Linked DNA regions of Homo sapiens: regions 2 and 3 are each linked to region 1. Evidence: chromatin loops called from intact Hi-C (ENCODE). Cell type or tissue: A673. All regions are shown on one strand.

Region 1 (8,000 bases):
CAACAAGGAGTTTTTCATAATATGCTAAATTGTTTTACCTCTACCTAAGCAATCTTTACTTAACTGAAATGTTGATTTTTTTTTATGTCATGGTTTCTTTCATGAAGAGTCTGTGCATTTCACCTACTTGAATGTAATCCTTCCCAGACCAGCTACCTTGTGCACAGAATTGGAAGAGCTATAAAGTCACATTTTTATCCAGACCCTTTTACTTGACGTTAATATGGCAGTTGACACTGAGATTATTCTACTCTAGTTGAATTTCTAAAGAACTCTATCTGCTCTTCAGCAGACCCATTAATCAGTTTGATTCCCAAGTCTGACCTCTCCAATACATGGCGTTATGTTTTCTCAGCACTTCCTCCTCCTTGGTATTGCACCGGATTCTTTTGAATCTCATCCTGTCTGTTCTCTTTTTTTTTTTTTTTTTTTTTTTTGGAGACAGAGTCTCACTCTGTCACCCAGGCTGGAGTGCAGTGGTGCGATCTCAGGTCACTGCAACCTCTGCCTCCCGGGTTTGAGCAATTCTTCTGCCTCAGCCTCCCGAGTAGCTGGGACTACAGGTGCGTGCCACCACATCCAGCTATTTTTTTTTTTTTTGTATTTTTAGTAGAGATGGGGTTTCACTGTGTTAGCCAGGATGGTCTCGATCTCCTGACCTTGTGATCTGCCTGCCTCGGCCTCCCCAAGTGCTGGGATTATAGGCATGAGCCACCGCGACCAGCTCTGTTTGTTTTTAATACTGACATCAATTTTTTTGGATTTGGTCAGAAATTTGCATCCCTAGATTAACCTCGAATATAATATTGTCAAAGTGGCAAATAGGAATTAGTTTTGTTTTTAGTGTTTAAAAAGTCCTGGATCCCCACCAAAAGCTTTACCCAGGAACTGCTGTAGTTAAAATAGAATCCACTCATCTTTCAAGAGTTGTTAATTGGGGGCTTACCATGGGTAGGATTTACTCAGATGTTAGACTGATTTAGAGACAAATGTAGTGTGTCCACCCCTGTTGTAGAAGCTCAAGAGAATAAAATTATCTATAGAAGATCATTTTTATTTCAGACTCACTTTACCAGTCATGATTTTGAGTATAAATATAAGTGTCCCAAGGTCTCCAAGGTGACAGGAAAGGGTGGAGGAAAGGAGGGAAAAGAGAAGATGGTCGTAAGGCAAAGAGGCTGGTTAAGCATTATTTCAGTCTCCTCAGTCCTCTGGAATTCTTCTCATGCAATTTCACAGATAATAGAAACATCAGCTTAAAGAAGTCTGGCAACATTTCCCTGGTCACACAGCTACAGTGTCCGAGCCACTTGGTGAACTGCAAAGCCTATGCTCTTACATCTCATCTCATCTTTTTTTTTTTTTTTTTTTTTTTTTTTTTTGAGACCAAGTCTAACTCTGTTGCCCAGGCTGGAGTGCAGTGGCCTGATCTTGGCTCACTGCAACCCCCGCCTCCTGGGTTCAAGTGATTCTCTTGCCTCAGCCTCCTGAGTAGCCTGGATTACAGGTGTGCGCCACCATGCCCCGCTAATTTTTGTATTTTCAGTAGAGACGAGGTGTCACCATATTGCCCAGGCTGGTCTTGAACTCCTGGGCTCAAGTGATCTGCCCGCCTTGGCCTCCCAAAGTGCTGGGATTACAGGCGTGAGCCACTGTGCCCAGCCTCTTCCATCTCATCTACCAAACTGCCCCACAGATGGGGAGTGGAGTGTGGAGGATGATGGGTGAAAAACCAGAACAAGTGGCTCTGACCAGTTGAAAGGCCTCTTATTCTTACTCTTACAGAATCTGAAAAGTTAAGTAAAGTCAAAGAAAGAGTAGTGAAATGATTTTAACTTTTGACTATTGTTAACAACCAAATTAGAAGGCATTGGTACAATCTGTTAGATTTCTAGATGTGCTTATCTTTACCAGTCATTCTACATCTTGGTGTCTCCCTGAGAGAGATACTTGCACATTGGTAGAAAGAAGCATGCACACTAATAGTGAAATTGTACCTAATGTGCACAAATTAGAAACAACAGAAATATTCATTAATGGAATAATTAAATAAATTTTGATAAATCTGTAGTATTGAATACTATGGAGATAAGGTAGGTCCATATATGTTGAACTGAAAAAGGATTTTCAAGATATATTAAGTGGAAAAAAATCAAGTAGCAGAATACATATAGAATGATCATACTTACGTAAAAAATTAATTTAAAAGTCTACATTTCAGAAAAGGGAGTGAAGAGTTAAGAGGGAAATAATGCTTTCAAATTTGGGAGGGAGAGAGCACAGGTGGTTTCACGTAGAGAAAATATTTCAATTGGGCCTTGGAGGATGGTGAAATGTAGATATGGTCAGGATTTACCCTAGGCTACCTCGCTAATAAGGGGTGGAGTCAACATATGAACTCAGTTCTGTCTGAATCCAGAGTTGGTGCTTTTAACTAAGATTCTTCTCACAACACAATTGTAAACTGAATATAAGAGGTAGCTATAACTCACATATGTAGGTACACGATATGCACGTGGATTTTTTAGGTATGGTAGGTACTCTCCTAGAAATCCTGTGGAATACCCAGATGAATTAGAGCACCTGGCCTTAATAGCTTCAAGTCTAGTAGAGCAAAGAAGATGCGTTTACAAATCTTTTTAATATATGAAAGAAAGTTAGCCAGGCTCTAAAGCAAAATCATAGGGAAATTCAAAAAATGATTGGTAAACCTAGAGAAAAGAAACATACTCCCAGCTGAGGGGCTGGAAGATGTACCAAGTATAATGTATTCAGCTACAAGAAATAAATGAAGTAATAGTGATTTAAACCATAAGGTTTAGTTTCTTAGCAAGAAATCAAATGGTACAATTGTGTACCACATTCATCTCAACAATGTCACTGAGGACATAAGTTCTGTGATGGTTAATTTTATGTGTCACCTTGGGTAGGCCACGGGATGCCCAGATATATGATTAAATGTTATTTTGGGGCATGTCTTTGAGAAATAAGCATTTGTATTGGACTGAGTAAAGCAGGTGGCCCTCCCCAGTGTGAATGGGTGTCACCAATCTGCTGAGGGCCTGACTAGAATAAAAAGGCAGACAAAGGCTAGATTTGCCCCTTCTGTTAAGTGGAAAAAAAATCAAATAGCAGAATACATATAGAATGATCATACTTATGTAAAAAATTAATCTAACTAATTGACTACTTGAGCTGGGACAAGAATCATCTCCTGCCCTTGGTGTGCTGGTTCTCAGCCTTCAGATTCAGACTGGAATCTACACCATCAGCTACCTGCTCCTCATGACTTTGAACTACATACACTACTGGCTTTCCTAGGTCTCCACCTTACAGATGGCAGATCTTGGGACTTCTCAGCCACCATAATCATGTGAGCCAATGCCTTTTAATAAATATCTCTCAGGTCAGGGGCAGTGGCTTACACCTGTAATCCCAGCACTTTGGGAGGCAGAGGAGGAGGATTGCTTGAGGCCAAGAGTTTGAGGCCAGCCTGGGCAACATAGCGACACCCCATCTCTACAAAAATTAAAATTAAAATAAATTAGCTAGGCATGGTGGCACACACCTGTAGTCCTAGCTACTTGGGAGGCTGAGATGGGAGGATCGCTTGAGTCCAGGAGTTTGAGGCTGATGGGAGCTATGCTCAAGTTACTGCACTTCAGCCTGGGTGACAGAGTGAGACCCCATCTCTGAAAAAAATATAGATAGATAGATAGATAGATAGATAGATAGATAGATAATCTCCTGATGGTTCTGTTTCTCTGAAGCACTGTGACTAATACAGATTACCCCTGTCCTTTCCAGTCATCCTTCATCTTGTCATAGTCCAACATGGCAGCCACAGCTTCCGGTGTCTCAACCACATTCAAGGGCAGGAAGCAGAAGGTAGCCAGGGAAGCAAAAAAGGTTGGGGAGCTTAATGAAGGACACTCTGCAAGTCTGAAAATAACTTTTTCTCAGATGCCTCCTCCAGAAGTTTCCTTTTATATTTCTTTGGCCAGAACTAGGTCATAAGTCCTGGCTCTCCCCTGTATACTTCCTGACGGGACACTGACAGTGAGAGCAGGATTCTGGCTTTCCTACCCTCTGTAAGAAAACACCAGCTAGGAAGAAAGAGCTTCTTGGTACTGGGAAGCATCCAAGAGTGTCTGCCACCGCAGCTTATGGGGAGGAAGCCATAGCTGGGTTGGGTCTTAAACAGTAATGAAAAGGACATTTATTAGATTGTCTCCCCAGTGTAAGTAGGAGCTGCCCAAGCCATATAGTCTTTTCCCATTCTCTGGGGATACATTGTAATAGGTTTTAATAGATCCTGCCAAATTACCCTTTTCTTTTGTTTGTTCCCCTCTAGGGGCATTTCTCACTTTCTTCCTTCTATTGAAGCTAATTGTGTAAGCATCTAATTCCTGCTCTGCTGTCGGTTTGACATTGTTAATTCTCTGCGCTCAGTTTCCTGTGTTAGTCAAGATCCCACTTATTGTATTAGAGTTTAACACCAAGTATTATTAAACATGTCTTAGAAAACTGAAAAGGCAAAAAAGGAGCCCAGAGTATCCCACAGGAAGTAATCGCAGGAAGCTGCTACCACCCCAGCTGTTGGAGGGACAAAGAGGTCAGGATTGTTAAAACGTAACAGAAAACCTTAAAAGAGAGAGATGGGGGTAGAAACGGGAAGAGAAGGTAAAAGACTTGGGAGAGGGACCCCACAATGCTGGATCTTAGGCTTTTGAGGAGGGGATACCTGCTGGTGTTGGCATCTCTGAGAGAGTTTGATGCACCTGGTTCTGATAGTGGGAAAAACTGCAACTTGGAACGAGCTACTACTCCTGGAACCAAGGACTTGCCAGCTTTAAACCCCTGATGCTAGAGAGATCCCGACAGTAATAGCAAGCCAGACCAAGAAGAACAAGTCCCTTTTCTCTCCATCCTGCAAGCTCCCTCTAGTGCCCCTTACTGGTGACCTAACAAAGAGCAGCTGGCAAAACAGAAATTAGGTTTGTAGAGTATCAGCTCCAGCATCACATGATGGCAGAGGATGGTAGATTTGGAGCTAAGAGCTCCAAACAGCACAGCCTTTGTTATTATTATCACATCCTTATTAAGTAGAAGTAATAATAGAAGCTACCTAATAGTGTTACTCTGAGGGTTAGATGATGTAAACCATGAGAAGTAAACAGCAGAGTACCTAGAGCCTAATAAGCCCTCAGGAGGTATTAGCAGATGTTTTGGTTTTGTTGTTTTCTTTTGTTTTTTGCTATACTGTATTCTTTTATTTCATGTGTGCAAATTTAAGTCAATCAGTAGTGCTACAACTACAGACATATAGCTATACTGACAATTTTTAATATTTAGTTCACTTTTAATAGTAAACAACATCTCAGTATAATGTTCAGAATTTTTTTTTCTTTTTTTTTTTTTTTTGAGATTGAGTCTCGCTCTGTCACCCAAGCTGGAGTGCAGTGGCGCGATCTCAGCTCAATGCAAGCTCTGCCTCCTGGGTTCACACCATTCTCCTGCCTCAGCCTCCTGAGTAGCTGGGAATACAGGTGCCCGCCACCACGCCCAGCTAATTTTTGGTATTTTTTTTTTTTTAGTAGACACGGGGTTTCACCATGTTAGCCAGGATGGTCTCGATCTCCTGACCTCGTGATCCGCCCGCCTTGGCCTCCCAAAGTGCTGGGATTACAGGCATGAGACACCGCGCCCGGCCCAATGTTCAGAAATTTATCTAACTGTTAGACGTTAGCTAACATGGATCTTTTTCTGAAACAGCGCTGCCAGGTTTAAAAAAATTAATAGACATTGTGTAGAACAGATTTGAATTAACATAAAAATTGAAGAGGTAGTGCTAAAAGTTCTCGTATTACTTTTACACTATTTTTTTTTAAACTGCATCCTTTCGAAAATTTCAACTTTTATTTTAGATTCAGGGGTACATATACAGGTTTGTTACCTAGGTATAATATTGCATGATGCTAAGGTTTGGGTCACTCAGATAGTGAACATAGTACCCAGTAGACAAGTTTTTCAGTCCTTGTCTCCCTCCCTCTCTCCTGTCAATAGACACCTGTAGTCCCCACTATCAATTGTTCCCATCTGTATGTCCCTGTGTACCCAATGTTTAGCTTCCACTTATGAGAACATGCTATATTTGGTTTTCTGTTTCTGCATTAATATCTTAGGATAATGGCCTCCAGCTTGCATCCACGTTGCTGCAAATGACATGGTTTCATCCTTTTTTATGGCTATGAGGTATTCCATGGTGTATTTTTATGGCTATGAGGTATTCCATGGTGTATATGTACCACATTTTCTTTATCCAGTCCACCACTGATGGGCACCCAGGTTGATTCCATGTCTTTGTTATTGTCAATAGTGCTGTGATTAACATATGAGTGCATGTATCTTTCTTGTAGAATGATTTCTTTTCCTTTGGGCATATACCCAGTAATGGGATTGCTGGGTCGAATGGTGGTTCTAGTTTTAGTCCTTTGAGAAATCTCCAAACTGTTTTCCTGTTAGTGGATGTTATCACTGTTTATTCAACAATTATTTCTTGTGTGCCTACTACGTGCCAGGCACAGATCTAAGTCTTGAGAATACAGTGGTGATTCAGATAGGTGAGGTCACTGGCCTTGTGGAACTTGCAATCTGGTAAGGGGGTGTCTGTAGTAAACAAAATCATTTCAGAAAGTGATCGGTGGTGAGGAGAGAATAAAACAGTCCGGCAGCTTTGAGATGCAGAGAAGAAAGTAGCTACACTTCGAACAACAATGAAAAGACAAGCCACAGACTGGGAGAAACCGTATATGAAACACATATCTGATAAAGGACTTGTAACCAGAATACAGTCATGTGCCACTTAATAGTGGGGCTACATCTGAGAAACATGTTGCTAGGTGATTTTGTCAATGTGCAGGCATCATAGAGTGTACCTCCACAAACCTAGATGGTATAGCCTACTACACACCAAGGCTATATGCTACAGCCCATTGTTCCTTGGCTCAAACCTGTACAGCATGTTACTATCCTGAATACCCTAGACAATTGTAACACAATGGTAAGCATTTGTGTATCTGAACACACCTAAATATAGAAAAGACACAGTAAAACTATAGTATAAAGGAGAAACAGTGGTACACCTGTGTCGTGCACTTACCATGAAAGGAGCTTGCAGGACTGGAAGTTTCTCTGGGTGAGTCAGTGAGTGAGTGGTGAATGAATGTGAAGGCCTAGGACATGACTGTATGCTTTATACACTGTAGACTTTATAAACACTGTACACTAAGGCTACACTAAACTTATTAAAAATGTTTTTCATTCTTCACTAATAAATTAACTTTAGCATACTGTAACCTTTTGGCTTTTTGTAAAGCTGTACAAAAATATTTTCTTTATATCCTTATTCTATAAGCTTTTTTCCTATTTTAAAAACTACATTTGTAGTCCTTAAACGTTTCTTATTAAAAACTAAGACACAAACACACCCTAGGCCTACACAGGGTCAAGATCATCAATATCACTGTCTTCCACCTCCACATCTTGTCCCACTGGAAGGTCTTCAGTGGCAATAACATGCAGGGAGCTGTCATCTCCTATGCTGACAATGCCTTCGGAATACCTCCTGAAGGACCTGCCTGAAAGTGTTTCACAGTTAAATTTGTTTTAAAGTAGGAGTATACTCTAAAATGATAATAATAAGTATAGTATATTAAATATATAAACCAGTAATATAGTCATTTATTATCAAGTATTATGTACTGCACATAATTTTATGTGCTAGACTTTATACAAGGGGCAGCCCAGTAGCTTTGTTTACACCAGCCTCGACACAAACATGTGAATAATGCATTGCACTACAATGCTAGGATGGCCATGACCTAACTAGGCAATAGGAATTTTTCAGCTTCATTATATTCTTACGGGACCACCGTCGTATAGGCAGTCCGTCATTGACTAAAATGTTGTCATGTGGCACATGACTATATATAAAGAAC
Region 2 (8,000 bases), 170 kb after region 1:
TGATGCTGAACCCTGTCTCTTTTGGAAAGTAAAACATATTTAGAAGTTAATGGGAAGGGAGGGAAAAGCCCCATCCATCTCATTTAAGATATGCAATTACAGCCTGGCGTTGGTGGCTCACACCTATAATCCCAGCACTGTAGGAGGCCAAGGGGGGGAGGATCACTTGAACCCAGGTGTTCAAGACCAGCCTGGGCAACATAGTGAGACCCCATGCCTATTAAAAAAAAAAAAAAAAGATATGCACTTCCAATAAAGTTTTATTATAGTCTAGTTTCACAATTATCTACAAATAATACATTTGTTGTTTTCAGCAAATTAGTACAAATAATAGTTGTAATGGTAACAGAGAAGAAATTTTTAACATCTAGAATAGCAAACTCACAGAAAATATTAAAAATTTAAATATTAACTTTATAATATCTTGATTCAGGCAAGTGTGACAGTGACCAATAAGAAACCTTTCAAGCATTAAAATATACTATAGTAAAGTCTGTGCAGGAAGTAGAATGGAAACAGGAAAAGGACTGACATATCAAATCCCTAGGATATTTAATTTCCACTAGTTGAAGCTAAAAGAGTTAATCAAACCATTTTCATTTTACAGCATCAAAGTTTGCTAGAAATTATCCAGCTTTTATACAACTTGTTAACCTTATGATGAAATATTTTAGTTCTCAACTTTAAAATATGTAAGGAGTAAATAATTTTTCAAAAACATTTTAAGGGCAATGAACAACATTTGAAGAACATTGCTTTAAAAAGATACCTTTTTTTTTTTTTTTTTTGCTTTAAAAATTTCTTTGGGGGACGGGACACCACACTCTACTGAAAAAAAGAGACACATTTTTTACAGTCCAGAGGTCTTTTATTTTAACACCTATCGTGCCATCAATTCATAGGGACTAGGTGCCAGCAGCTCAGGCTCCTTCCCAATGGTTTTTACAAAGCATGCTTCTCTAGGTGGAGCAGGCAGGCACAGTTGAACCCAGGTACTTTCTCTTTGGCTTCTCTCTTTTTCTTGGCAAGAATCTTCCCCTTAACTTGTTTATTTACAACAATGCCAACAGCATTCTGGGTAACATTGTAGACTCTTCCGGTTTTGCCATGGTAACACTTATGGGGCATTCCTTTTTGAACAGTACCCATTCCTTTGGTGTCTACAATATCATCTTTCTTATAGATTCACATCTATGTGGCCAAAGGAACAATTCCATGTTCTCTAAAAGGCCTGGAGAACATATATCAGTGCCTCTTCTCTTTCTCTTTGTGTTCATCATTTTGGCGAATTACTGGAAGATGGTGGTTCCAGCCAAAAGGAAGGCTTTTTTTTTGAGACACAGTCTCACTCTGTCACCCAGGCTGGAGTGCAGTGGCATGATCTTGGCCTACTGCAACCTCCACCTCTCGGGTTCAAGCGATTCTTGTGCCTCCGCCTCCCGAGCAGCTGTGATTACAGGCACTTGCCACCATGCCCAGCTAATTTTTGTATTTTTAGTAGAAACGGGGTTTCTCCATGTTGGCCAGGCTGGTCTCCAACTCCTGACCTCAAGTGATCTGCCTGCCTTGGCCTCCCAAAGTGCTGTGATTACAGGCGTGAGCCACTGTGCCTGGCAGATACTTTTCTTTTGTATGCATTACTTCACAGAATTTCTGTGGGTACCTTCTGTTTTCTACAGCAGACCTTTGCTTGCCATCCAGGGTCTCCTCTGCCCTATCCTCAGTGTCACTTCATCCCCCAAGGCGAAGACCAGCCTTGCCCACTGGCAGTAAAGGAATCAGGATCATCTTCATAAATTATCAAGGTAAAGATCGTCCTTTGGGTATCATATTTATTACACTTAGATTCCTAGAACACATGGCCCCTCTCTGATGATAGTCAAGATCTCACGTCCAAAGAGGGAAAATATGCCCTAGTGGCAAGTCCCCTTCACCATAATTCTGTTTGAATGAGGGCCATCTGGTTAGGGATATGCACACCTTATCGAGGCCCAGTAGATTCTGGGTAAAGCAAGAATAAATAGACTCAGCATGAAGAGGAAAGTCAGCAGTGATTTCTGAATTCCACAAGCCTTAGTAAAATGCAGATTCCTTACTACTCAGCCTTAAAAAGGAACAAAATAATGGCATTCACAGCAACCTGGATGGAATTGGAGACCATTATTCTAACTGAAGTAACTCAGGAATGAAAAACCAAACATCATGTGTTCTCACTCATAAGTGGGAGCTAAGATATGAGGATGCAAAGGCATAAGAATGATACAATGGACTTTGGGGACTCAGGGGAAAGGGTAGGATGGGGTGAGGGATGAAAGACTACATGTTGGGTACAGTGTACACGGCCTGGGTTGTGAGTGCAACAAAATCTCACAAATCACCACTAAAGAACTTATCCATGTAACCAAACACCACCTGTTCCACAAAAACCAATTGAAATAAAAAAATTTTTTAAATGCAGATTCCTATACCTTGACAACAAGGTATTCTGACTTGGTGGGTGTTGGGTAAGGCCCAGGAAGAGGTGCTTTTAATGAACACCCAAAGCACAACCCCTGCCAGATGATTTTGTTGGGATTTGTCCATGTACCATACATTTAGCTGATCTTTGACCATGATTTAGCCTTTAAAAATGCATTTCTTTCTATTTCTCTCTGGTATTTAGTATTCTGAAAAGTTAAAAAAGAGTCAGTAAATTGGCTCATGGTTAAGCGAGCTGTTATTATATCAAATGACTCTAAATACTATACTTAAATATTACTTTTAGTTGGAAGCATAATCAACCACCTAGAAGATATCAATTATTATTTAAGTTTGATTGAATTTTAAAGTACTTAAGCTCCAAAGAAGAATGTGGATAGGGAAAATAGGTTTATAGGAAAAGAGATTTAATAATAAACATTTTAACTGATGCTTTCTCATTAAAAATAAGTATTATGTGATAGTGAAACTGGAAAGTTTCCCTTGTCCCCCTCACACGGCATGTGATGGGGGTGTGGCTTGCTTCTTCAATGCCCCTCCTGCTCAAACCTCTAGGGGAGCATACAGATGGGCAGGCTGTGGGTCTCCGACCCCTCGGCAGTGTCTAGGGGTGAATGTTTATAGCTGAAGCCCCAGGGCGTGTGTTACAGGGAGCTCTTGTAGTTTAGCTGTCCATAGGCAGTTTGTGTTAGTTAGCTCAATTAGACCCCTGCCTTATCACAAGGACAGAGGGCTTTCTGTATCCCAGGGTTCTTGTCTTGGTGTACCAGAAGAATCGGATCACACATGGGCTTGGAGAATGAGTGCAAGGTTTTATTGAGTGGAGGTAGCTCTCACCAGATCGGGGAGCCAGAAGGGAGATGGTTTTCCCCTGGAGTCAGGCCACTCAGCAGTCTGGGCTCTCCTCTAACTGCCCTGGCCAAACTTTGCCTCCTTCCACCCGTTGATGACCTGCTGGCGTGCCCGTGTGCTCCTACGCTGGTGTGTTCCTCTCAACATCCAGCCAACCCCCATCCCTGTTCCTCCACTCTTCTGATCCTCTCAACGTCCAGCCACCTGTGTATCTGCCTGCTAGGGTCTCAGGGTTTCTATAGGCCCAGGATGGGGGCATGGCAGGCCAGGGTGGTCTTGAGAAATGAAACATTTGAGCAGGGAAACAAAAATGCCTGTCTTCACCTAGATCCATGGGCATAGGCTTGCGGGTGTAGCCCTAGCCAGGGACCATGTCCTCCTCTACCCAGCACTTCTCTGTCCCCCTTCTGTATCAATAGCAATGTAATAATATTGAAGAAAGTCTATGGTAAAATAGGCATGAGGCTAGGACTGTGGATCTATATCAGTCCCACAGAATTAATTTGGCCATACCTGTAAACAATAATGTAAAATTTTATATTTTTAGCCAATAATTCTACTTCTATAAATCTAGTTAAAAGAAAGGCAAAACTACCAAATCTGTCCACTGTAGAACTGTGCATTAGTTAATTATAGAGTGATAACACCAAAAAATAGAAAACAACTCATATGGGGGATTGAATAAATTTCCTGGAGTAAATTTCTGGAATATTATATAGTTCTTTAAAATGTTATTGTTGAAAAAAATTAATGTTATGAGATAATGTTCAGGATATAATGCTAAATAGGTCTCAAATGTATCGGAAAAAAAGAAGAAATGAATGAAGGAAGAGAGGGAGGGAGAAAAGGAGGGAGGGGAAGGGAGAGGGAAGGAGAGAGGAAGAAAATCTAAAATACGTATAGGTAAGACAAAATACCCGGTGAAATTAAGGGTAATTTTTATTTTCTTATTTATATTTTCTTTAGTTTTTAAATTCTTTGCAATGCGTTCATCAATTTTATAATCCAAAACAGTATTGCTTTAAAAAACACATTAAGTAGATATTCCAACTTCTGAACTGCTGATTCTAAGGAAAAACAGATTTCACAGTCCACTGGCAGCGTATTTGTGCAAAGCCCCATAGAACTAGTGCATTCCCTTATTCCCCAAGTCCATGGACAGCAGCCCGACCTGCAGGCTAATACATATTTCTCTCTCTCTCTCTCTCTCTCTCTCTGTCTGTCTCTCTCTCTCTCTGGCTCTCTCTCTTTCTGTCTCACACACTCACACACACACATAGACACACACACACAATCAGAGGATATTCTAGCATCTCCCTTGAGAGCCTACTTCCTTTCCTTTGTCCTGAATAATTTAAATGGAGCTGAAGGAGGCTATTCTTTTCCATGAGCTTGATATTAAAGGGTGGAGAGAACTCTGCAATGAGTTACTTTCATTTATCAGTATTGTCATGATTAAGTGTCCCCTCTTACATTATTCATTCATTCAACAAATAGTGTTGAGTGCCTGTTAGACACTCAGCTAGTCACTCTGATGGAGACAAAGATTTAGTCAGTCTGTCATCTGTTTAGTCAGTAAATAGTATTTCCTATAGTATTTACCCTCTTTGTGACAGACACTGTGAGAGACACTGCAAATCAAGAGCTGTGATGGCACCACTGCACTACAGTTTGGGTGACAGAGCAAGACCCTGTCTCAAAAAAAAAAAAAAAAAAAAAAAGACACTGCAAATACAGTAGGAAACTAGATAGATAACGTTCCTGCCTTCAAGGAACTCACGGTCTAGTAAGAGAGAGAGAGCCAAACAGATAAATAAAAATAATTACAGCTTGTAGTATGTGTCATGCAGGGATACACAGGTGTCAGAACAGAAACTAGCACCAGTACCTAAATAGGTAAGGGGGTCAGGGAATGCCTCTCTAGGTTGGGGAGTTGGGGTGTGACTAGGAGGACAAGAAAAAACCATCCTGAGAGAGCTGAGTTCAGGCGGAGACAGACCGCAAGCTCAAAGCTGAAGCAGGAAAGGATGCGAATGGCTCTGGGAATGGGAAGATGCTCTGTGTGGTGGCATTCGGAGGTTCTCAGGAGGGGTGGGCAGCTTCTTTTGCCAGGATAGTGACTTTGACTGGATTCAACACAGAGTTTGAGTCCAAGTTTGTATCTTAATGAGCAGAATAGTAAATAGGTATAATTATGATATAAATCAGGAGAGAGCAAACTTTTTCTGTAACAATCCAGATAAATAATACATTTGGCTTTGCAGGCCTGAGGGTCTCCATTGCAATGCTCAACTCTGCCATTGGAAGGAGAAGGCAGCCATAGATGATGTGTGAAAGAATGGGTGTCGGCTGGGCACAGTGACTCACGCCTGTAATCTTAGCACTTTGGGAGACCGAGGCAGGTATCGCTTGAGTCCAGGAGTTCATGACCAACCTAGGCAACATGGTGAAACCTGCCTCTACTAAAAATACAAAAGATTAGCTGGAAGTGGTGGTGCACATCTGTAGCCCCAGCTACTTGAGCGGCTGATGTGGGAGGATCGCCTGAGCCCAGGAAGTCAAGGCTGCAGTGGACAGAGATTGCACCACTACACTCCAGTCTGGGCATCGGAGTGAGACCCTATCTATCTATAAATAAATGAATAAATAAATAAATAAATAAAAGTTGTCTTCATCTACAGAGACAGGCAATGGATCAGATTTGGCCACGGGCCATAGTTCACCAGCCCCTTATATAAAGGATAAAGAAAAGTCTTCAGGAGTGGCTGGGCGTGGTGGCTTACACCTGTAGTCCCAGCACTTTGGGAGCCCAAGGCAGGCGGATCACCTGAGGCCAGGAGTTCGAGACCAGCCTGGCCAACATGGTGAAACCCCATCTCTACTTAAAAAAAAAAAAAAAAAATTAGCCAGGTGTGGTGGCAGGCGCCTGCAGTCCCAACTACACGGGAGGCTGAGGCAGGAGAATCGCTGGAACCTGGGAAGTGGAGGCTGCAGTGAGTCGAGATTGTGCCATTGCACTCCAGCCTGGGCAACAATACTGAAACTCCGTCTCAAAAAAAAATTCTTCAGGAGTGTATGGGAAAGCAGACAGGGAGAAGATGACTTCCTGGGGTGAAAGCTGAGTTGAGTCTTGAAAAATGAGGAGACTTCAAAAACAAAATAATGGGGGAAAGGGAAATCCAAGGAGAGGGGACAGTAGGAGCTAGCCCCAGAGGCAGAAATGGCCAGTGACCATAGAGGAGTCTGAGAGGTGGTGGGAAATACATTTGCAAGTGTAGTTGTTTTATTCCTCAGCTATTTTGAGGGCTTATGAAGTAGCAGGCACTGTGCTAGACCACTAGGGACAAGGATAAGGGAGGAATAAGGAGCAATCCCTGAATTCTAGGACAGTAGAGACTGGAGGGGGTGACAGATACATGAACAGGACTTCACACAATCAACTCGGTAAGAGAAAGTCAGGGAAGGCTTCCCAGCAAAGGTAAATTTAGAAATTAACTTTTTCCTTCATTATAAATGCTTCATTTAATATTTAATTGAACAGAGAAATATATTCATATGCTACAAAATTTAACAGGCACAAAATGGTTTACAGTAAAGTTTCCCTCTCTTAAAGTGTATCCCTCAGGCCTACTCAATACTCCCTCCCCAGAGATAACCAATGTCACCGAGTTGTTCTGGATTCTTCTGGAGACAGTCTATGCAGATCCAAGCAGATGAGTATGTTTTCTAATTATTACTCAGATGATCAGAGCTGAACTTTAAGAATGAATTTTCCAGAGAAGGGAATATGGAGAATGAAAAGAATAGAATAGCAGTTGAGGCAAAGGGAAAGATGTCGTAAAGATGGGAAGTGGGGAGGGCAGGAGATGGCACAATATGTGTGTTGGGGAGCATATGACAAGCTGTCCTGTGTTGCTGAGACACTAAGCATGAAGCAGAGGCCAGGCACAGTGGATCATGCCTGTAATCTCAGCACTTTTGGAGGCCAAGGCAGGAGGATTTGAGCCTAGGAATTCAAGACCCCTGGGCAACATAACAAGACCCCATCTCTACAAAATATTTTAAAACTTAGCCAGATATAGTGGCATATACCTGTGGCCTCAGCCACTCAGGAGGCTGAGATGAGAGTATCGCTTGAGCCCAGGAGTTTGAGGTTGCAGTGAGCCATGATCATGCCACTACACTGTAGCCTGAGCGACAGAGCAAGACCTTGTCTCAAAAAAAAAAAAAAAAGAAAAGAAAAGAAAAAGAAAAATGTAAGACAGAAAGGTATGAGGGGCCAGGTCATGGCAGGACTTGATGTTGTGGAACACAGATTTAACCTAGTTGGCAGCCAGAATTGAACAGACTTTTATAAGCACAAGAGTAACAGGCTAACTGATATTTTAGGATGATCATTTTAACAGTTTATAGAGGGCAAAAAAGTTGAGCTTCTTTCATTCAGTCAGTGGGAACCAATGAAAGTTTTTAAATTGGGGAAGGGTGATATCAGAGGTGTGGCTTAGCCAAATGAATCTATCAGCATTGTCGGCAGTGTGCTGTTCTTAATACCACGCCATGTTAGATGAAGAATGACTGAAATAAACCCAAATAAGTGACAGTCCACCCATCAACCCTCAGCAGAAATGTAGGTCTTTTGTCTGCTTTTTAATTTTAAGGGAGAAATCTAT
Region 3 (8,000 bases), 270 kb after region 1:
CAAAAAAAAAAAAAAAAAAAAAAAAACCACCCATTTAAACAGTGGGCAACTGAATAGGTACTTTTCCAAGGAAGACATACAAATGGACTAATAGATATATGAAAAAAAAATGTTCAACATCACTAATAATCAGGGAAAGGCAAATCAAAACCACAATGAAATATCACATCATACCTGTTAGGGTGACTGTTGTCAAACAAAAATAAGAAATAAGTATTGGCAAAGGCGTGGAGAAAAGAGAACTCTGTACACTGTTGATGGGAATGTAAATTGATACAGCCATTATGGAAAACAGTATGAAGTTCCTCAAAATATTAAAAACAGAACTACCATATGATCCAGCAATTTCACTACTGGGTATATAATCAAAGGAAATGAAATCAATATATCAAAGAGACACCTGCACCTTTGTGTTTATTGCAGCATTATTTATAGTAGCCAAGATACAGAAAAAATCTAAGCATCCACTGAAAGATGAATGGATAATAAAAATGTGGTATATATACACAATGGAATATTACTCAGCCTTAAAAAAGGAAACCCTGCCATTTGCAACACTGTAGATTAACTTGGAGGACATTATGTTAAGTGAAATAAGACACAGAAAGACAAATACTGTATGATCGCACTTTTATGTGGAATCTTTAGAAAGTCAGGCTCATAGGCCGGGCACAGTGGATCATGTCTGTAACCCCAGCACTTTGGGAGGCCAAGGAGGAAGGATTGCTTGAGGCCAAGAGTTCAAGATCAGCCTGGGTAACATAGCAAGACTCCATCTCTACTTTTTTTTTTTTTTTAATTAGCTGGCCATGGTGGTGCATGCCTGTAGTCCTAGCTACTCAGGGGACTAAGGCAGGAGGATCACTTGGGCCCAGAAGATCAAGGTTACAGTGGGCTATGAAAATGCCGCTGCACTCCAGCCTGGGTGACAGAATGAGACACTGTCTCTTTAAAAAAAAAAAAAAAAAGTCAAACTCGGAAGTGGAGAATAGAACTGTGATTGTCAGGGGCTGAAAGGGGATGAAAATGGGGAGATGTTGGCCAAAGAGTTCAAACTTTCAGTTATAAGATGAATAAGTTCTGAGGGTCTAATGTATAGCTTGCTTACTGTAGTTAATAATAATGTTTAATAATACTGTATTATTTACTTGAAATTTGCTGGGAGAGCACATCTTAAGTATCCTCATCACACACAAACACACAAAAGATGGTAACTTGCATGGTGATGAATGTGTTCATTCACTTAATTGGACTAATCATCCCACAATGTATATGTATATCAAATCATCACATTGTATACTTGAATATATGCCATTTTTGTCATTTATGTCTTAATAAAGCTGAAAAAACAAATATATTGGATGATGATAAGATGATAAATGAAAAGTAAAGCTAGGTAAGAGAACAATGGCTGGGGACAGTATTATATACACATAATGCCACATGATACATGGGGTGCTATTCAGAGAAGACCTCAGTGATGAGGTGGCATTTCCGTGATTTGAGAAAAATATGTCAGCTGGCTTTATAAGCTGCAAAATATTAAGGATATTTATTGTTACTGCCATGAATGAATGATATTAACATACCTGTGCGCACTCTGAAAGACATCAATGTAAATTTCAGATTTCTCCTTCCTCCACAAATGCATCTGTTGTGGACTCAATTGTATTTCCCCAAAATTCACAGGTTGAAGCCTTAACCCTCAGTGGGTCTCTGCAAGAGGTGGAGAGGATTCAACCCTGTTCTGCTGACTGCAAAACTCTTACCTATTATTTTACTGCTGTTGACATTTACTTATATTTCCTTTCCATATTTTTCTAAGCATATATATGACATGTAATATAACATTAAACTTGTAATATATATTTATGTCCTGCCATTTAAAAATAACATTGCATCATAAATAATTTCAAAGGCTCTTTTTTAGTTTTATAATATATATGAGACATACATTTCTTATTGAAATTGATTGTAGTTCATTTTTTATCGTTGTTACTTTTATTTGGAATGAAATCTACTTTATCCACTGTATTTTCTAGCTAGTTATTGCTGGTATTCAAAATGCTACCAATTTTTATTTACATCATATCCCAGGAATTTACTAACCTATCTTATAGGTTAGTAAGAACTTCTTCTCATTCTTTCCAATACTATTTCTCATATTTTTATTTCATATATTATTGGCATTGGCCAGAGCATCCAGAACAATCGTAAATCTAATTTTAATGGGAATACGTTTTGCTATTTAACATTGTTTGCTGCTGATATGGGATAAATGTTCTTCGCACACTGAGGAAATAGACTATTCTCCATATTTTTTCTAAGAAATTTTTATTAGATATGAACTTGATAATATTAGGTGGCTTTTCTACATTTATTAAACATTAATTTTTATATTAAACCTTCTGAAGTATCACATGTATAAAACTTCTTTGAAATACTAATATAATCTGTACTTGGTTATCAAAAATGATTATTATAACATAACGTTAAATTTTGTTTGATAATGTCTGAACTTATCTTACTCTGAAAAAGTTTATGTAGTCAAGATAGGAATTATTTATTTTGTGATGGTCTGAGACCTCATTGGCTTGGCCTTAAATCTACTTTAGAGATAATTTTTTAACAAATAGTTCAATTTTCATCCATGATTATTTGGTAGTTTTATGTTCTCACAAAATATCATCCATGTCTTTCAAATCCTCAAACGTATTAATAGACAGAGGACATCTGTTTTTCATTGCTGTTTTTCATTTGAAATTTCTTTTATTCTGTTTTCCCTCTTTTTCTGGGTAAAAATTTTACCCAGACAAATCTCACGATTTGTCTATTTTACTATTTTTCTTTTAAAACTTATCTAATTATTTATCAATTAAATTGTTCTTCTTTTCAAATCCACTAACATTTGCTCAATATTATTTTTCCTTCTATTTTCAATGCCTATGTTTTATCACTTTGATAAGTTCTGTGTTGAACATTCACTTCATTTATTTTTGTACTTCCTTAAGCCAATGATTTTGCTCAGAGTTTGGTTTTGCTGGTTTTCTGAAAATATTCTTTTTACATTGATTTCTAAATCATCAGAAATCATACTTTTTATTTCTCTTTTGACTCAGTATTTTTGGGGAAAATTTGTTTGTTTGTTTGTTTGTTTTGAGATGAGGTCTCACTCTGTCACCCAGGTGGAGTGCAGTGATGTGATCTCGGCTCATTGCAACCTCCACTTCCCTGGCTGAAGCGATCCTCCCACCTCAGCCTCTCAAGTAGCTAGGACCACAGGCGGACCCAAGACTGGCTAATTTTTTGTATTTTTGGTAGAGACAGGGTTTCACCATGTTCCCCAGGCTGGTCTCAAACTCCTAAGCTCAAGCGATCCACTGACTTGTCCTCCCAAAGTGCTGGGATTACTGTTATGAGCCCCATCACACTTGGACCTATTTTTATTTATTTCTAAAATTCCTTCCTTCCTTCCTTCCTTCCTTCCTTCCTTCCTTCCTTCCTTCCTTCCTTCCTTCCTTCCTTCCTTCCTTTCTGTCTGCCTCTCTCTCTCTGTCTCTCTCTTTCTTTCTTTCTTTTGAGCCAGGGTCTCACTCTGTCACGAAGGCTAGAATGCAGTGGTGTGGTCATAGCTCACTGCAGCTTTGACCTCTTGCACTCAAACAATCCTCCCGCCTCAGCCTCCCAAGTAGCTGGGATTACAGGCACACACCACAAAATGTGGCTGGTTTTTTTTTTGCTTGTTTGTTTAATTTAGAGCTAGAGTTTCACTATGTTGCTCAGGCTGGTCTCACTCCTGAGCTCAAGCAGTTCTCCCACCTTGGCCTCCTAAACTGCTGGGACTACAGGCATGAGCCACTGCGCCTGGCCTAAAATTTCTTTCTTACACTTTTGTTATTCACTTCTAATTTTATTGCACTATCTTCAGGACATTTGATCTGTATTTTCATTTGGGGAAGTTATTTTCTCACTATGCTAACCTATAGTCAATTTTTATAAAAATTAATGGGTGCCCAAGAAGAGGATATAGTTTCTGGATACAAATATACTATTAAATCTTAATTTATTGTTCAGATTTTCTCCTCTACGTGTATTTTTTAACTACCAGATTTGTAAAAGTAAATGAAAAATGTTTCAGAAGCTCTCACAATTACCTTTTATCCATTCTTCCTTTTTTTCTGGCTCTTTGATAAACAATGCATGTACATTACTGACTATTCTACCTTTGGTGTGAATTTTAACTTATATCAGTATAAAATTTCCTCTTTTGTCTCATTAATGCTTTTTTTGCCTCAGATTCTACACTGTCAGAGAATAATTTTCCCACCTCTGTGTTCTTTTCATTTGCATTTGCCAGAAAAATCTTACTCATTCTTTTAAGTCTAATCTTTTCTTTTTAATTTCCTTGGGGGGTAGGGGTGCATTTTGTAACCAACATGCTATATTTTGTTTCTTGTCTTTTAACTAGTGTCACTTACTAGCAAAGAAAGTGTGTTTTAATTTCTTTTGAGGGAACAGGCTTCACTGTTTCATGAGAACTGCAAGTTGCTTTCCTAATACTGCACCATTTGACTTAGTGAAAATTCTTCTGATGCTCTACATCTGATTGTCTGTCAGGGCTGGTTTCTATATTTTTCTTAGTTCTCATTAAGTATTTGAGTGGAAGTTGGCAGATACTGTGTCAGGGCCTGCAAGCAGTTGCCATTTTAAATTAGGCCAAGTTTTCATGCTTCATAACTTAACAAAAGAAACAAATTGCTGCTGGAAGTAAACTCTATTATGTGTTCATCTTTGTGTCACTCACCAGATTCAATTTCTGCCCAAGTGAGCCTGATATAGAACTAATACTAATACAGTTCTGTTTCACAGGTATTTATTGGCCTGCCAAGCACTGGGCTAGCTTTCATTTATTGATTCACTTTTCACAAAAATGTATTGAGCACTTACTTGTGCTAGGCACTGTTCTCACCCCGGAGATGAAGTGGTGAACAAAACAGTGTTTGTATTCTTGACGAGAATACAGTACATTGTAGTACCAAAAAAAAGCAATGTAAAATAAATATATAATTCTGTATATGTGCCATATGGAAAAATAAAGCCCAGTTAGAGAACAGAGAATGATGAGAAGAGGTGGCTGTTTTAGATGGCCAGGGGAGTGACGTTGGAGCCGAGACCTGAAAGAAGTAACAGAGCTGCCACAGGAGATTTGGGGCAAAAAGCTCCAGGCAGGGGGAGCAGTACTATGACCAAGGTCCTAAGACAAAAACAGGCTGCGGTCCGGAGTGAACCGTGATAATATTCCTCTGTGTCACTCAATCAGAATTCAAAGCCCTGCACAGAAGTAGCAGAGCTCGGGTTCATGTGCTCCCACCCTGGCGTCCAGGCAGAATGAAGAGTAACAACCTATCATCTCCCTCTGACTTTTGTAATAAGAGAGGGAGCACATGCAATCGGTGACTCCTCCCAAATTAGAACAAGAGTTAGCTGCTAAATAAATACAGTTCGTTCCTTTGGCTGCTCAACATACCTTTCCATAGGTATATATTTTTTTAAAGTTTCCAGTTAACATTTTGCCATGAAATCTCATCTCGATCTCATCCACTTCCCAGAAGAAGGCAACACAAAATTTCTTTGGTTCCTGTATCCAACCTGAAGTCTGGGATTTCTGCATGAGGACCATTTTTCTAATTCTTTTGGATCCCATCTCAACATTATAAGCCCTGTGGACTCAACTGTAAACTTAACCACAATAACACACCCTATATAAAAATAGTGTGGGGAAGAAGGAGAAGGGAAATCAACAAACACAAACACACGTAAATATGCATGCATTCTATTTAATATATGTATGTAAGTAAATATAAAATATTAAAATATTTTAAATGGTTTCTATTCTAAAATGTTTTAAATTATCTCTTAAATTTAAAAGGCAAAATATAAATTAAAACTGACACCTATCAAAATTTTAAATCAAATTATTTAAATAAAGCTGAATTTTAAATTTAATTATCCACCGCTCTGGGTATAAACTGCTGCTTGCGATAAATTTGATTAAAAGAAGTTACAACAAAAACAAAAACAAAAAGGTCTAAGTTTAGCTACTTCATCTTTTAAAGGATTTAAGATATTTTTGATGTAAAAAAAATTTTAGGTCACAAAAAAACAACATGTGAAACATACCACAAAAAAGGCATTCCAATATGCAAGGAAACTAGATCGAGGAAACAAAATCCTTTATATGACTGGAATTTTCCAAAGTAACTGAGCTATTTCACATTTCCACAGGCAATGCATGGGTGTTCCAGTTTCCCCACATCCTTGTCAGCACTTGTTATTGTGTCTTTTTTATTACAGCCACTCTAGTGAGCATGAAGTAGCATCTTATGGTGACTTTAATTTACATTTTCCTAAAGTCTAATGATATTACCACCTTTTCAACTGCTTATTGCTCATCGGTATATTTTCTTTGGTGAAATATCTATTCAGATCTTTTGGTCATTTATTTATTTATTTTTGAGACATAGTCTTGCTCTGTCACCCAGGCTGGAGTGCAGTGGCACGATCTCGGCTCACTGCAAGCTCTGCCCCCCGGGTTCATGCCATCCTCCTGCCTCAGCCTCCCAAGTAGCTGGGACTACAGGCGCCTGCCACCAGGCCCAGCTAATTTTTTGTATTTTTTAGTAGAGATGGGGTTTCACCATGTTAGCCAGGATGGTCTCGATCTCCTGACCTTGTGATCCTCCCGCCTTGGCCTCCCAAAGTGCTCGGATTACAGGCATGAGCCACCGTGCCCGGCCTGGTGATTATTTAATTGGGTTAATATTGAGTTGTAAGGACACAACCCCTTTATCAGACAGATAATTTGCAAATATTTTCTTTCACTGTGTGGGTCATCTTTTCACTTTACAATGTCATTTGAAGTGTATTAATTTTTAATTTTGATAAAGTCCAATTCATCCTTTTTTTTCTTTTATGTGCTTTTTTCTGTGCTTTTGGTGTCCTGTCTAAGCTTTTTAATTTATGTTCAAGGAAGACAACATAATTTTGCCTTAAAAATATATAATAGATACAGTTTTCTTACCTTTCCACCAATTTTTGATAAGCCTCATATTATGGTGACAACACTCTCTTCCTAATCTAGTGTCTGCTTTGCAAGGGAAAAATAAATCATTGGGGAAAGCGTTTTGCTATCAGTGCAGACTAAGTCTGCAGGTCATTGAGTTTCTCCATTGAGTTTTTGCCTGTGTATCATGCATTGTCTGTCCACACCTACCATCTGACTTCATGGATAACTTTGCACCACTGGCTTAGTCCTGTAGCACACAAAAATGCTCCATTTTGAAAGCAAAGATCACACTTCATAAGTTCAGCCTCACTGAACCTAAAATAAGACAAAGGGAGATGAGAGACAGTAATATTTAGAGCGCACTTGTGGAGTCAAATAGTCTTTGAGTTCCTGCTCTGCCACTTACTACTGACAATGAGAACTTAGCGAAGTTATTTACTGTCTCTAGACCACAGGTAGTCCTTTCATAGGCGGGTAACAGTTATAGTTAAGCTAGGCTAGCCCTGTACATACTATGCCTTCCATAAATATCAGTCATTGTTGTTACTTTAATTATTATTGCTGTCATTAATATTTAACTGAGACAGGCAAGAAAGAACCCCCAATTGTCAACTTTCAGAAAGTTCTTTTCAATCTAGATTTTTTTTTTTTTTGAGGTGGAGTCTCGCTCTTATTGCCCAGGCTGGAGGGCAGTGCCATGATCTCAGCTCACTGCAACCTCTGCCTCCCGGGTTCAAGCGATTCTCCTGCCTCAGCCTCCCCAATAGCTGGGATTACAGGCGTCCTCCACCACGCCCGGCTAATTTTTTTGTATTTTTAGTAGAGACAGGGTTTCACTATGTTAGCCAGGATGGCCTCAATCTCCTGATCTCATGATCCGCCCACCTGGGCCTCCCAAAGTGTTGGGATTACAGGCGTGAGCCACCGCGCCCGG

Evidence for each region. A loop is a pair of places that touch in the nucleus more often than their neighbours do. Peaks named below come from ENCODE experiments on the same cell type or tissue, not always from the same donor. Only the 100,000 strongest peaks of a DNase experiment are listed, where the experiment ranks them.
Region 2: it touches region 1 in a loop (5-fold over the local background); 4 of 110 quality-filtered maps call a loop at or near these places.
Region 3: a loop joins it to region 1, with 15 times the contacts of the local background. A loop is called at or near these places in 3 of 110 quality-filtered maps.

The regions. Positions count from the first base shown.
Region 1 is chr3:66,800,354-66,808,353 of GRCh38, reverse strand. The region is part of intron 2 of LOC105377144 (a long non-coding RNA gene); the gene reads left to right. Among named protein-coding and RNA genes, the nearest start is that of KBTBD8, 190 kb to the left of the region's middle. In A673, a CTCF peak has its summit at 4,972 (motif pointing left); DNase peaks (open chromatin) are centred at 4,403 and 4,933; H3K27ac peaks cover 1,869 bases.
Region 2 is chr3:66,630,429-66,638,428 of GRCh38, reverse strand. It overlaps the pseudogene RPL21P41. Among named protein-coding and RNA genes, the nearest start is that of LRIG1, 130 kb to the right of the region's middle. In A673, no CTCF peak of the experiment used is centred here; a DNase peak (open chromatin) is centred at 4,678.
Region 3 is chr3:66,535,306-66,543,305 of GRCh38, reverse strand. No RefSeq gene overlaps it. Among named protein-coding and RNA genes, the nearest start is that of LRIG1, 38 kb to the right of the region's middle. In A673, no CTCF peak of the experiment used is centred here; DNase peaks (open chromatin) are centred at 3,635 and 4,695; H3K27ac peaks cover 3,542 bases.